Linked DNA regions of Homo sapiens: region 2 is linked to region 1. Evidence: read pairs that join two places in POLR2A ChIA-PET (ENCODE). Cell type or tissue: GM12878. All regions are shown on one strand. Each heading gives the region's core, and the rest is flanking DNA. Links, peaks and the distances in the headings are about the cores only. Region 1 overlaps BRAF (B-Raf proto-oncogene, serine/threonine kinase). Region 2 holds the start of LOC107986719 (a long non-coding RNA gene).

Region 1 (7,117 bases), core at 715-5,714:
CATTTATGAAAGAGAGAAGCAAATATTTTAAAATGGCCTTTCCCGTCTCTCAAGGAGTTTACTGTTGGGCAGTGGAGTAGGATGGGTGTATTTTTATTTGTGTAACTGATGTACATGAGAAATAAACAATATTCTTGACACAAAGTAATAATGAGGAAGGAGGACAGCCTTGAAAGGTTGGCATTTAGATGGATGAAGAAAGTAGGGAGGAAGGAATCCTCTATATGGGAAAAATTCTGTAACAAAGAGTTTGTTTTTTCTGTAACAAAGGCGAGAAAGTTTAAGACACATGAAAAACTATAGATAGGTATAGCTCAATGTCATACAATACCTGGGACATAGCAAAAGATCAATATATGTTTGTGAAATTTAAATGAAGCTTTAGCAGCATCCCTGTTTTCTTAAAAAGGAAAGAAAGAAATTTAAATGAAAAATAGGTAAAGAAACAATAAGGCTGAAAAGGTGAAAGGGAATAGATTGTAGAGAGTATATACGCCATGCTATCAAGTCTGAATGTAAGGGAGGAAGGGAGAATTATAAAATGTAGAGGAGAATGAAAGAGAAATTTCATTTCAATAAGGGCCACAGGACCCTGCTATGCTGCATCTTACCACATACTTTCGAACAAATAAGGGGGGCGGGGAATAGTAACAAGAGCTACTGAGGAAGAGATTTAAACTTCATCAAAAGGTCTTCTTTGTTTACAGCCTGCTAGTTGCCCTACCCAGACCCTGTTTCATAGTAGATGAGGGCATTATAAACAGATAGATTCCAAATTTTCTGAGCTACAATTTGGTTTAGCTTTCAGTACCAAGGCCTAATTACTTAAGCATACTTCTCTCAATAAAATTTATTTATTGAGCCTTCAATCACTCAGTAAATATATACTGATACATGTGCTTGGCACTGTTAGGGCTCAGACTACAACCACACATAAGACAAACACAATTCCTACTCTTTGAAGATCACATAAATGCAGTCTGGAACACAAAGGTTCCTCCTGCATGGATAAAATATTCTTATTTACTGTCACCTGAGCAAGTACAGTTACTAGACAAAATAAACCTTAGGAAAAGTAATGAAAAGAACAATTTTCCAAACATATTTCCTTACCAAAATGTTAGCTTTAATTTTTGAAAGTATACTGATCCCTCCATGACAGATTATAAACTATCACTTCACCACATCTATCAATAGCTTTTCCTTTTGTTAAGTACAAAACATCTACTTATTCCATCTGTCCCTATCCTCAAAGCTGCAATCTACCAAGGCCCCTGGCTCATTTTACCTACTGCCCTTGCTGCATTCAATATGAACTTCAATTACTCTTTTAACACTGCCATAGATTTCTCTAAACCTCTCACCTCTAAAAGCATTTATTTCCATTCTACCTTTAAGACCCGGAGAAGCATCACAGTCTTTACAAAAGCAATAAAAATGATGAAATGATCTCGATTTAGAACCTCACGCACCCCTGGGGCACACATACTTATCCCAACTTCTTAAATGTCTATCTCATTACATTAATCTGTTCAAGGTCAACATTAATCTCTCAAACAGTTGCTAAGATTTGGCCATTGTTGTCTTCCTTCACATACTTTGCGGCTCACAACTACAACAATGCCATTGGTGATATCTTAAGATTTTCAGGCTAATTCTTGTTATTTTATCAACTAGCTTGCCAGATACAAATTTTGGGTAAGTCTGACCATTCAATTGTTCTATTTTTTCCTGTCAGGTTACCACACACTGTTGGAGAAAATAATAAAACTGGTCTAATTAGTTCTATGATCAATTTATGGAACTTAGATTTGCCTGGTCCTTCACACTACTGCCTGAAAATCATGCTTGTTTTTAACATCATATTACAGTCAAAACAGTTATTCCAATCTTCCTAATTCTTCTCTGGATCTTAACTTCATCCTTCAACTTTTAATTCACTCTGAAAATAACATTACCTTCAAATCCACTCTGAAGATCAAAGTCATCAAATGAAAAGTTTACTCTACTTCTTTATCTACAAAATTCTCCACATCTTTCCCCATTCTTCTTCTACTCTCACTTCAGTGCTAATATTGGGTGTTTAGGGCCTTAGTCTACCATTCCCTCAGTTTTCTCTCATATCATCTACTTTTCCCTTTTCCTCTGTTTTCTCACTCTACTAATATGAGCAAGCCACTCCAACATATGTGCAAACCTCAACCACAACCACCACCACCATTTCTTTTGGTTATTCAAGATGCTGCAGATACCAGATACCACTTCTTCAGGAGACAGTTGTTCAAAAACCCTATTCCTTCTCATCAAAACTCTAAATATTTTTCAAAAAGTCTAATTCTAAGCTCTCTTTGTCAAAATCCAGAAGAGGTATCCTTTCTCTTTATCTCCTTTAGAATATTTTATCATACTCTTCTTTATATGGCAAATTTTTCTCAACTTCAAAATAATTTTGTGAGGATTAAATGAGATAACACAAGTAAAACAAATTATTGTAGAGACTACCACATAGCAAAAATCCAATAAATATTTGTATTAGTAATAATTGATAACCTGGGAGGCGGAGGTTGCAGTGAGTTGAGATCACGCCACTGCACTCCAGCCTGGCAACGAGAGCAAGACTCCATCTCAAAAAAGAAAAAAGAATCTAAGAAGACTTAATATCATTAAAATGACAACGCTTCCCAAGTTGATCTACAGATTCAATGCAATCCTTCTCAAAATCTCAATTTTTTTTTGTAGAAACTGACAAGCTGATCTTAAAATTCATATGGAAATACAACGGACTTGAAATTATCAAAACAATCTTATAAAAGAAAAAAGAAGTTGGAGGACTTATACTTCCTGATTCCAAAACTTAACTATAAAACTATAGTAATCAAGACAGCGCAATAATTTTGGAATAAGAACACACATATAGAACAGAATAGAACAAGGTACAACTAGTAAATCCATAAAGGCAAAAAGTAGATCAGTGGTTGTCAGGGGCTGGAGGGAATGACTTCCAATGCATGAAGGGTTTCTTTGTGGGAATGATAAAAATATTTTAGAATCAGATAGTGGTGACAGTTGTCCATTGTGTAAATACACTAAGAACCACTGAATTACACACTTTAAAAAAGTGAATAATATAGTATGTGAATTATTTCTCAATAGAACAAGAAATAAAACCTTACATTTACAGTCAATTGATTTTTTTTTTTTACAAAGCCAGCAAGACAATTCAATGCAGAAAGAATGGTCTCTTCAACAACTGGCGCTGGTACAACTGAATATCCACACACAGAAGAATGAAGTTGGGCTACTACCTCACAACATATCCAAAAACTAACTCGAAATAGGCCAGGCATGTTGGCTCACGCCTGCAATCCCAGCTCTTTGGGAGGTCAACGCTGGAGGATCACTCGAGGCCAGGAGTTCAAGACCTGACTGGGCAACATAGACTCCATCTTTACAAAAATTAAAAACAAAACAAAATGGGTCACATATCTATTATATAATTGAGCACCCTCATTTTTCTAAGAAAAAGTTTAATTATTTTTTTCTTTCCTCCTCCTCCCCACTTCCTACTTAGCTCTTTAGAAATGCAATTATATGCCAGGGGTGGTGGCTCACACCAGTAATCCCAGTACTTTGGGAGGCCAAGGCAGGCAGATCACTTGAGCCCAGGAGTTTGAGGCTAGCCTGGGAAACATGGTGAAACCCCATCTCTAAAAAAAATATGAAACTTGGCTGGGCATGGTGGCATGCACATATAGTCCCAGCAACCCAGGAGGCTGAAGCGGGAGGATCGCCTGAGCCCAGGAGGTAGAGGCTGCAATGAGCCGAGATCATGCCACTACACTCCAACCTGAGTGACAGAATGAGATTCTGTTTCAAAAAGAAAAAGATAAAAGAATAAAAGAAATGCAATTATGGCCTTTTATCTCCTTTTCACCAGACATTCCCTACAAGGCAAGTTGATCTAATTATGTGCTTAGACAATCCTGAGTGGAACTCTCACCCGTCAGGAAGTTGCCTCAAGAGGTAATAGTTGATCTACAACCAAAAGTAAGACTGCTAGAGTTTTCAGCCACCTCTGAGGTATTTTTGCCCATGAAGCCACCAACTTGACTGCCTGAGAAAGAAGGCACCGAAGGGAATATGCAGATCTTCCACCCGCTCATTTCTGCCCCCGTGTAGGCACCTTCTTTAAAAGCACCCACTTTCTGCTCCAACAGGGAAGCAGTACCCTTAAGGCAGGAAGCCTGTACGTCTTCTTCCTTTAAGCTAACTTTGGAATAAAAAAGTCACTTTATACTAGACTTTGCTCTTACTAATTGGACTCTGCAGGCAGCAAGCAACTAAACCTGTTTTGGCTATATAACTAATACTATAAAACTCTTAGGAAAAAAACACAGGAGTAAATCATCCTGACCTTTGATTAGGCAATGGTCTCTCATGTATGATACACCAAAAGCACAGCAACCACAGAAAATAGATAAATTGGAATTCCATCCACATTTAAACTTTAAAATAGATAAATTGGAATTCCATCCACATTTAAACTTTTGTACTTCAAAAGACAAAATTGAAAGAGTGGGAAAAAATACCACAGAATGGGAGAAAATATTTGCAAGTCATGGATCTACTATCTAGAATATATAAAGAACTCCTGGCCAGGTGCGGTGGCTCATACCTGTAATCCCAGCACTTTGGGAGGCCAAGGCGGGAGGATTGCTTGAGTCCAGGTGTTCGAGACCAGCCTGGGCAACATGGCAAATCCCCATCTCTACAAAAAATACAAAAATTATCCAGGCACAGTGACGCATGCCTGTAGTCCCAGCTGCCCGGGAGGCTGAGGTGGGAGGATGGCTTGAGCCTAGGAGGTAGAGGTTGCAGTCAGTCGAGATGGTGCCCCTGCATTCCAGCCTGGGTGACTCTGCCATCTTGGCTCACTGCAACTTCCGCCTCCCAGGCTCAAGCGATCCTCCCATCTCAGCCTCCCGGGCAGGTGGGACTACAGGCATGCACCACCACGCCTGGATAATTTTTGTATTTTTTGTAGAGACGGGGTTTCGCCATGTTGCCTAGGCTGATCTCGAACTCCTGGACTCAAGTGATCCATCCACCTCAGCCTCCCAAAGTGCTGGGATTACAGGTGTGAGCCACCATGCCTGGCCTAAAGAACTCTTACAACTCAGTAATAAAAGGACAAACCCAGTTTTTTTAAGTGGGCAAAGGATTTGAATAGACATTTCTCCAAAGAAGATATACAAATGGCTAACAAGAACATGAAAAGATGTTCTATATTATTAGTCATTAGGAAACTGCAAATCAAAACCAAATGAAATACCAATTCACACCTACTAAGATGGCTTTAATTAAAAAAACAAATAGATAATAACAAGGGTTGATGAGGATGGAGAGAAACTGTAACCCTCATACATTGCTGTTAGGAATACAAAATAGTGCAGCAACTTTGAAAAACTGTCTGGCAGTTAGTTCCTCAAAGTGTAAAACAGAGTTACCACAAGACCCAGCAATTCTATTCCTAGGCATACAGCCAGGAAAAATGAAAATATATCTACACAAAAACTTGCACGTGAATGTTCATGGTGGCATTATTCATAATGGCAAAAACATATAAGTAGCCCAAATGTTCATCAGTTGATGAATGGATAAACAAAACATGATATATGTGTATGATGAAATATTCAGCCATAACAAGAAATGAAGTACTGATACATACTACTACATAAACAAACTTTGGAAACATTACATTAAGTAAAAGCAGCCAGTCACAAAAGGCCACATAATATAATTCTATTTATATGAAATATTTCAACCAGCAAATCCATAAAGGCAAAAAGTAGATCAGTGGTTGTCAGGGGCTGCAGGGAATGACTACTAATGCATAAAGGGTTTCTTTTGGGGAGTGATAAAAATGTTTTGGAATAAGATAGTGGTGAATATAGTAAAAACCACTGAATTACACAGTTTTAAAAAGTTAATCGTATAGTATGTGAATTATTTCTCAATTAAAACAGAAGGGAAAAAAATCTAAGGATCTATTTAATTTCAATGTAATGAGAAAAAGCAGCGAAATAAAAATTTTATTTTTTATCATTTAGTTAATTAAATTTAGTCTAATTATTCTTACTCTCACAAGATACAATGAAATCTTACAAACTGCCCATAAATGATATATAATGGACTGTTCTGCATTCCACAGGAAGCATCCAGCTTCCAGTATTAATTTCATTGAAGGGTTTGACACAATGCCTCTGTATTATTCTAGGTTCTATATAGACTAAAAATCAGAAAGGCTGCCAAGTGTAAGAATGATACGGTGATTAAACGCATGGGCTGTAAATTCAGAATGTCTGGGATTCAAACCTTGGCTACCAATTACAAGTTGTGTAACCTTGGCCATATTATTAAATCCCTCTGTGCCTGAATTGCTTCATTTATAAAATGAAAATGAGAATAGTTAAGTGTAACTCAAAGGGTAGGCTGAAGATTAAATGAACTAATATATGATTAGTACCTGATACATAGTAAATACTCAGTAAATGTCAGGAGCTGTTACTGTCTTCATCAGTCTACAGGGGACTGTAGGATTCAACCATAAATTCTGAAGTAGTTAGGACTCAGCTGTAGGGTGATTACAGAGACAGTATCCCTTCATCTCTGGGCTCCAATAAATCAAGTACAGAAAGAAGAATCTACTACTAGAAAAGCATCTAGCATTATATCTTACACATAGAAGGCATTCCAATAATTTGTTGGATAAATGAATATGGAAACACTGAGAGGAAATGAAGAAACTCTGGGGAACAACTTTTCAGAGTAAATTTATCTTTTCTTCCTTTGGATGATGGTAGAAAAAAGGGAACCAAAGATCAACTGAGAAGACAAATTTGAAATTCTTTAGAGTACTGTATCTCATATTTCACTGTAGTTATCATCAAGGGAATCAATAGAATGTTAACTGTTATCTGCCAGTAGGAGAACATCTAGAACTGAAAAGATGGCTTTTAAATAAATTAGTACGTGGGAAAAAGAAAATCAAGAGGATTTCTGATGGTGGTGTAACCAATTTCTCTGTTTTGCTACAATGAAGAGAAGAAGCAAGAAT
Region 2 (7,117 bases), core at 743-5,742, 210 kb after region 1:
GCTATTGTCTGCATGTATTCATGGGTGTCTTGTGGGGATCTCGTATTAGTCAGGGTTCTCCAGAGGGGTGGAGCTAATGGATATATGTATATATGAAAGGGAGTTTATTAAGGAGAATTGACACACAGGATCACATGGTGAAGTCCCACGATAGGCCATCTGCAAGCTGAGGAGCAAGGAAGCCAGTAGTGTCTCAGTCCCAGTCCCAAAACCTCAAAAATAGGGAAGCCGACAGTGCAGCCTTCAGTCTGTGGCTGAAGGCCCAAGAACCCTTGGCAGACCACTGGTGTAAGTCCAAGAATCCAAAAACTGAAGAACCTGGAGTGTGATGTTTGAGGGCAGGAAGCATCCAGCACAGTAGAAAGATGAAAGCCAGGAGACTCAGAAAGCCAGTGTATCCCACCTTCTTCTGCCTGCTTTTTCTAGCTGTGTTGGCAGCCCATTGGATGGTTCCCACCCACCTTGAGGGTAGATCTGCCTCTCCCGGTCCACAGACTCAAATGTTAATCTCCTCTGGCAACACCCTCACAGACACACCCAGAAATAATACTTTGTATCCTTCAATCCAATCAAGTTGACATTTAATATTAACCATCACAGGTCCCAAGGCTTGCATGACAAAGATACTAGTACTCTCATCTACAGTTTTAGCACAGCACTAAAATGAACAGCAGACTGTAAGATAAGGAGTCCTAGCATAAGAACTGAAAGCCCTGGCTTCAGAAGCCCCTGTGGAACAGATCTGAAGTCTTCATCCATCAATTCTATAATGAAACTTTTTTAAGGACAAATCAGGGATGTATGAAAAGATAAAGGATGTCATAATAGCACTATTTGGAATAATATTTATAAGAAAAATGATATTTATCTATTTATTTATTTTTTGAGATGGAGTCTCGCTCTGTCGCCCAAGCTGGAGTGCAGTGGCACAATCTCAGCTCACTGCAACCTCCGCCTCCCGGGTTCAAACGATTCTCTTGCTTCAGCCTCCCAAGTAGCTGGGACTACAGGCATGCACCACCATGCCCGGCTAATTTTTGTAATTTTAGTAGAGGCGGGGTTTCACCATGTTGGCCAGGATGGTCTTGATCTCTTGACCTTGTGATCCACCCACCTCGGCCTCCCAAAGTGTTGGGATTACAGGCATGAGCCACTGCGCCTGGCTTGATAATAATATTTGTAATAAAAACTTGGCACTTAATATTCCAAGAACTGTAGGACAATTACAAAAGATGTAACATATGCAAAATGGGACTTCCAGAAGGAGAGGAGAGAAAGGAATAAAAAAATTATTTGAAGTCATAATGACTGAGAACTTTCCAAAACATCAAATCATAGATCTAGGAAGCTCAGAGAACACCAAACAGTATAAATATAAAAATATCTACATGTAGCCATATCGTATTCAAACTGCAGAAAATCAAAGACAGAGAAAAGACTTCAGATAGACTCATCATCATCATCCTTCAACAGTCACTGCATGTGATGTTGGATGATTTCCTCTTGGGGTTGGTTGGTCAACCATAATGGATATCATAGCCACAATCTTACCATGCCTTCTTCATCTCTGACTCTAAGGAGTCACCTTCCTTTCCACTGTTGCCTGGTTCTGTAGTCTGTAACAGATTCATAAGCTTTGTGCAGTGGCAGTAAGGTAGCCAATGAGGTTTATTTGAGGCGCAATTATTGCTAATTGAAACAGATTCGTAGTGCACAGAGAGTGGGATTTGTAGTTAACTACATCTAGATTTTTAAATCCCCACCCCACTGTTTACCAGTTGGATAAACTTGGGCAAACCACTCTCTGAGTGACTCTCTTCATCTGATTAAATGAAGATATTAGCAGTTCATAGGACTGTTGTGACAAAGCAGGTCACCAACAAATGGGAGCTGGATGCTCATAGTTTTTTTTTTTTTTTTGAGATAGAATCTCCCTCTGTCACCCAGGCTGGAATGCAGTGGAGGGATCTCAGCTCACTGCAGCCTCTGTCTTCCCGGTTCAAGCGATTTTCCTGCCTCAGCCGCCTGAGTAGCTGGCTCATTGCTTTTCTTCTGACTTGCCCTAACTTTCAGGTATCTGAGGCGGTTCAAGGGGTGCTGGTTTTCTTCACAAGACTGTCCTTTCACTGGTCCCAGAATCTTGCTTTCTGTTCATAATTCCTGCCTCCTCTCTGGCCTTTTCTCTTTCCTCATGTGGATGTTTGGGGTCCCATTATTTTGCTTCTTGATTCTGTTTCTGTGACACCACTAGTTCAGGAGTGGTGACTTACCCTCTCCACTGCCCCAGCTCGGTTCTGATTTGAGCTCCACCCCTGTCAGTTCCCTCCATAGCTGGCCTTGTAAACTTGGCAAAGTCACGTAAAGTCCTGTGCCATACGTGTGCTTTTTTACAGCAGGTGCCCATCAGACTGAAACGTACTGACCAGATGAGGGAGGAGATGGCCTTTGCCTCATAAATGTCATAAAAGGATGGAAAATTGAAAGCAATGAACAGAGAACCCTGGAAAAAATCATGATTTTTTTCCTCCTGAAAAGACTCTTCACTGTCAAAAAGAGTAAGGCAAAAATATATAGTTCAAAGCACTTAGAAGCAGAATTATCTCTAAGGAGAGTACTTTTAATTTTGGATGTCAATGGCTCCTTTATAGATTTTGTGCTTTTGAATGAATTTGTTCAGTAGGAATTTCGGGAAGGCTGGCTACATGGAGAATTAATCATACATATAAGCCTTTGAATGTGAGTACCTTTACTATCTTAATATGGCCATTATTTTCAGATGGTAATACATGTTCACTGTAGAAATCTAGAAAATACAAAAGCCCTTGAAGAGAAAATAACCCAGAAATAATCCTAACATTGTGGTATATTTCCTTGTCATTTATTTTTCTTTACAACATTTGGATCAGATTTTACTCATAGTTTTATATCTTACTTTTTGCACTTACCAGTATCTGTTTGAGTATTTCACTACATTCTTAAATATAACACCAACATGTTAATTTTAATAGCTGCTTGTCATTCTATTGAATGACTGTCTTATGACTTACTCAGCCAACCTCTGGTTTGTTACGAGTGAGCTGCTTTTTGCGCCTGTGTCAGCTGTGGCAGGCTGCGGCCGTGTGAGCATTCTGTAATGCAACGCCCTCGGCTGTGCCTCCGAGGCTTGCACAGGCCTTTGTTGACAAGCAATTTCTCTTCTAGAGTGGGGCGCTTCCTAGTAAGGCGGGCATCTTCAGGAAGTGGTGGCAGAATGGAAATCCCCACACTCAAGTTTCCCCTTGATAGGAATGACCTCCACTGCCAAGCTGGAGTCTGGGGTTGGCTGGGCTAATGTGGCTGTGTTGTGGTGGGCCAGGGTGTGTTTGTGGGTGTGTGCATGTGTGTGTGTGTGTGAGAGAGAGTGAGAGAGCATAGTCAATAAAGCCATCCACCACAAAATTGTCACGCACCCTCCAAGGATTGTGCAATTTTCTGTCTTTCCTGAGATGATCCCCCTTTGTCTGAGATGATGACTTCCCTTTGGCTGTGCTTTGATTTTTATTTGGACACCATGAACTGAGTGGTTTAAAAACAGATATTTGTTTTCTCACAGTTCTGGAGGCTGGAAGTCCCAGATCAAGGTGCTGGTGGGTTTAGTTTCTGCCAAGGGCTGTCTTCCTGGCCTTTGCTAAATCTCTTTGCAGATGGCCTCCTTCTCACTGTGTCCTCACGTGGCCTTTCTCCGTGCTCATGTGGAGAGAGAAAGAAAGAGAGAGATCTCTTCCTTTTCTTATGAGGTCACCAGTTCTATCAGGTCAGGGCCCCACCCCCCTAACCTTAGTTACCTCCCGAAGACCCTATCTCCAAATATAGTCACACTGGAGATTATGGCATCAACATACAAACTTCAGTGGAACACATTCATTACATAACACCTACATTATGGTCTTTTTTTTTTCCTACAGCATTTATCATCTTTTAAAATATGGCCAGGCACGGTGGCTCATGCCTGTAATCCAAGCTCTTTGAGAGGCTGAGGCAGGCAGATCATCTGAGATAAGGAGTTCAAGACCATCCTGGCCAACATGGTAAAACCCATCTCTACTCAAAATATAAAAATTAGCCGGGCATGGTGGTGTGCACCTATAATCCCAAATACTTGGGAGGCTGAGGCAGGAGAATCACTTTAACCCAGGAGGCGGAGGTGGCAGTAAGCTGAGATCACACCACTGCACCCCAGTCTGCGCAACAGAGAGAGACTCTGTCTCAAAAAAAAATTTTTTTTTTTATTAAGTTGCTTTTTACCCGTTTCCCATAGTAGAATATACGCTCCAGGAGGGCAGGGATCTTTGTTATTCATGGAGGTCTCCCAGGAACCTAGAAGAGTACCTGCATCTAGTAAGTGTAGAATGAATGAATGAGGTCAGCAACCATGGCTGTCAATGTGGGGAAATAAAAAAGGAAAAGGATACAATGAAGTCCTGGTAATATGTAGAAAATCCCCCTCCCCTGGAAATACTGGATATCTAGAAGGGGAATTGAGAGTTATCCCACTCTAGAACTGTCAATACCTTGTCCTGCAACATGTAAAAATGTCACTTGATTGGGCAGGATGTAAGGGAGACCCTCCACATTATGGTTCAAACGGGGGCAATGGTGCCATAGTCTACTCAGTCTACTATAAGAACATACCATAGACCAGGTGGCGTAAATGACAGAAATTATTTTTCACAGTTCTGGGAGTCCGAGATCAGGGTGCCAGCATGGTCAGTTTCTGGTGAGGGCTCAGATACTGGCTTGTAGACAGCTGCCTTCTCACTGTGTCTTCATGTGGCAGAGAGAGAACTCTGGTGTCTCTTCCTCTTCTTATAAGGGCACTAATCCCATCATGAGGGCCCCACCTTCATGACCTCATCTAAATCCAATTACCTTCAAAGACCCCATCTCCGAATACCATCACATTGGGCATTAGTGCTTCAATATAAGAATTTTTGGGGAACACAATTCAGTCTATAGGAGACAATGTAGCAAGTGATCAGGACTTTCAGGATCCGGCCTCAGAAGTCAGGTTGGAAGTAGAATGGGATGCTGTCCACATAACCTATGCCTCCTCAGCCCAGAATTCAACGATTGGAAAACATTGAGGCATTGCATAGGCCGAGGGGCATCGCTGTGCACTCATTCAGGTCAAAACCTGGCTGGGCAGCTGCCATTTCCTTTTCACTTTTCCAGATCTTGAGGAATTGTAGTCACTTACAGGTCTAATTTCTTACAAATCATGTTTTTCATGATTTTTAATGAATCATGTCTTGTTCTTTTTATTTATAAAAAAATACTGAGGCTTCTGGGATGGGGAATGCAGAGTCTAAGAAGTGGGTATCACACTATTTAAAATACTGTGATTAAAAAATATTTTAATATTTATGAAAGATTATCCCATAATAATATTTTCGCTGTTGTCATGAATATTTTTTCAGATTACCTTGAAAATTATTTTTTCAAGTTCCAAATCAAACAAATGGAGATTTCAATTGGCACCGTATTAAATCTATAAATGACTTTGAAAAGCATCGGCACTTTTATAGTATTGAGTTGTTTCATTTAGGAACATGGTAGGTTTTGTTTTGTTTTGTTTTGTTTTGAGACAAAGTCTTGCTCTGTCGCCCAGGCTGGAGTGCAGTGGTGTGATCTCGGCTCACTGCAGCCTCTGCCTCCTGGATTCAAGCGATTCTCTTGCCTCAGCTCCCGAGTAGCTGGGGTTACAGGTGGGCGCCACCACGCCCAGCTAATTTTTTTTGTATTTTTAGTAGAGATGTGGTTTCACTATGTTGGTCAGGCTGGTGTTGAACTCCTGACCTCAGGTGATCTGCCTGCCTCGGCCTCCCAAAGTGCTGGGATTACAGGTGTGAGCACCGCGCCTGGCCAGAACATGATAGGTTTTTACATTTTGTTTATATCATTTGTGTCTCTCAATGAAGTTTTGTAGTTTTCTTCATATCCTCTCCTTTCTTTGTAACTGTTATTCATAAGTGTGTTATAGTTTTTGTTATCTTGAATGGAAGAGTTTTCCAATATATTTTCTGATAATTAATTGCTATTATGTTGGAAAGTATTGATATCTGTTTATTTTTCTTATATTCAGCCATCTTATCCGACTCTCTTATTAGTGCTACTAGCTTGTTAGTTTATTCTTTTGAATTTTCAGTCATTTTCTGTGTATAGTGATAGTTTTGCATCCTCCTTTCCAATGGTTATAACACTTATTTTTGTTTCCTGCCCTTTTCTTGACCTCTAATATATTAAATAGTAGCCTGATGCAGTGGCTCACTCCTGTAATCCCAGCACTTTGGGAGGCTGAGGCGGACAGATCACTTGAGGTGAGGAGTTTGAGATCAGCCTGGGCAACATGGCAAAACCCCATCTCTACAAAAAAATACAAAAAAATTAGCTGGACATGGTGGTGCATGCCTGTAGTCCCAGGTACTAGGGAGGCTGAGGTGGGAGGATTGCTCTGGGCTCCTTGCTTGAGCCCAGGAGGTGGAGGCTGCAGTGAGCTGTTAAGTGTGCCACTGCACTCCTGCCTGGCTGACAGAGGGAGACCCTATCTCAAAAACCATCATATATATACGTATGTGAGACAGCATATTTATCTTGGTCCTGATTTTATTGGAATGTCTCTGAAGTTTCACTGTGTGCCAGTTCACCGTGTCCTGTTTGCCTTAACATCTGTTCCTTGCCCTTCCCCGCTCTGTTGTACTGCAGTGGACTGAAATCGGCGTGTCCCAAGGTTCCCATGTCAGCTGGCTTCCTGCTGAGTGCAGGCCCTGGGAGGTTCTGGCAAGAGATTGGTGAATAGAAGAAAGGGAGAAGCCCAGGTATTCCTCCCTTGTTCTCTGCCACAAGTAGCAACTCTAGCAACAGCTGCATCTGTTTCGTGGCTCCAGCTCTGGCCAGACAGGTGTCTCCATGGGTCCAGCTTCTGTTGGGCAAACCTGGTTCCAGGTTTCAGGAAATACTTCTTCCTTTTTTTGTTTCTTCAGCTAGGCTGCCCTTAGTCCCCAGCAAGAGGGTCCCTTCCCAACCCCACGTTAGAGGGCTCTGCATATTCCAAACACACACAAATAACTGAACTGAAGAA

The links. Peaks named below come from ENCODE experiments on the same cell type or tissue, not always from the same donor. Only the 100,000 strongest peaks of a DNase experiment are listed, where the experiment ranks them.
Region 2: POLR2A ChIA-PET joins it to region 1 with 5 read pairs; 2 of 35 experiments call an interaction of 5 or more read pairs at or near these places.

The regions. Positions count from the first base shown.
Region 1 is chr7:140,835,856-140,842,972 of GRCh38, forward strand. All of the region lies in intron 2 of BRAF (B-Raf proto-oncogene, serine/threonine kinase), which reads right to left. Among named protein-coding and RNA genes, the nearest start is that of BRAF, 86 kb to the right of the region's middle. In GM12878, for the core only: no CTCF peak of the experiment used is centred there; no DNase peak of the experiment used is centred there.
Region 2 is chr7:141,050,617-141,057,733 of GRCh38, forward strand. It overlaps LOC107986719 (a long non-coding RNA gene), which reads left to right and starts at 1,978. Exons shown (of 3, transcript XR_001744993.1): 1 at 1,978-2,073; 2 at 2,394-2,555; 3 at 3,945-3,984. LOC105375537 (a long non-coding RNA gene) reads left to right here and starts at 6,264. Exons shown (of 3, transcript XR_928053.4): 1 at 6,264-6,356; 2 at 6,742-6,854. It also overlaps the pseudogene RNU4-74P. RefSeq lists an enhancer at 6,941-7,117. In GM12878, for the core only: no CTCF peak of the experiment used is centred there; a DNase peak (open chromatin) is centred at 3,211.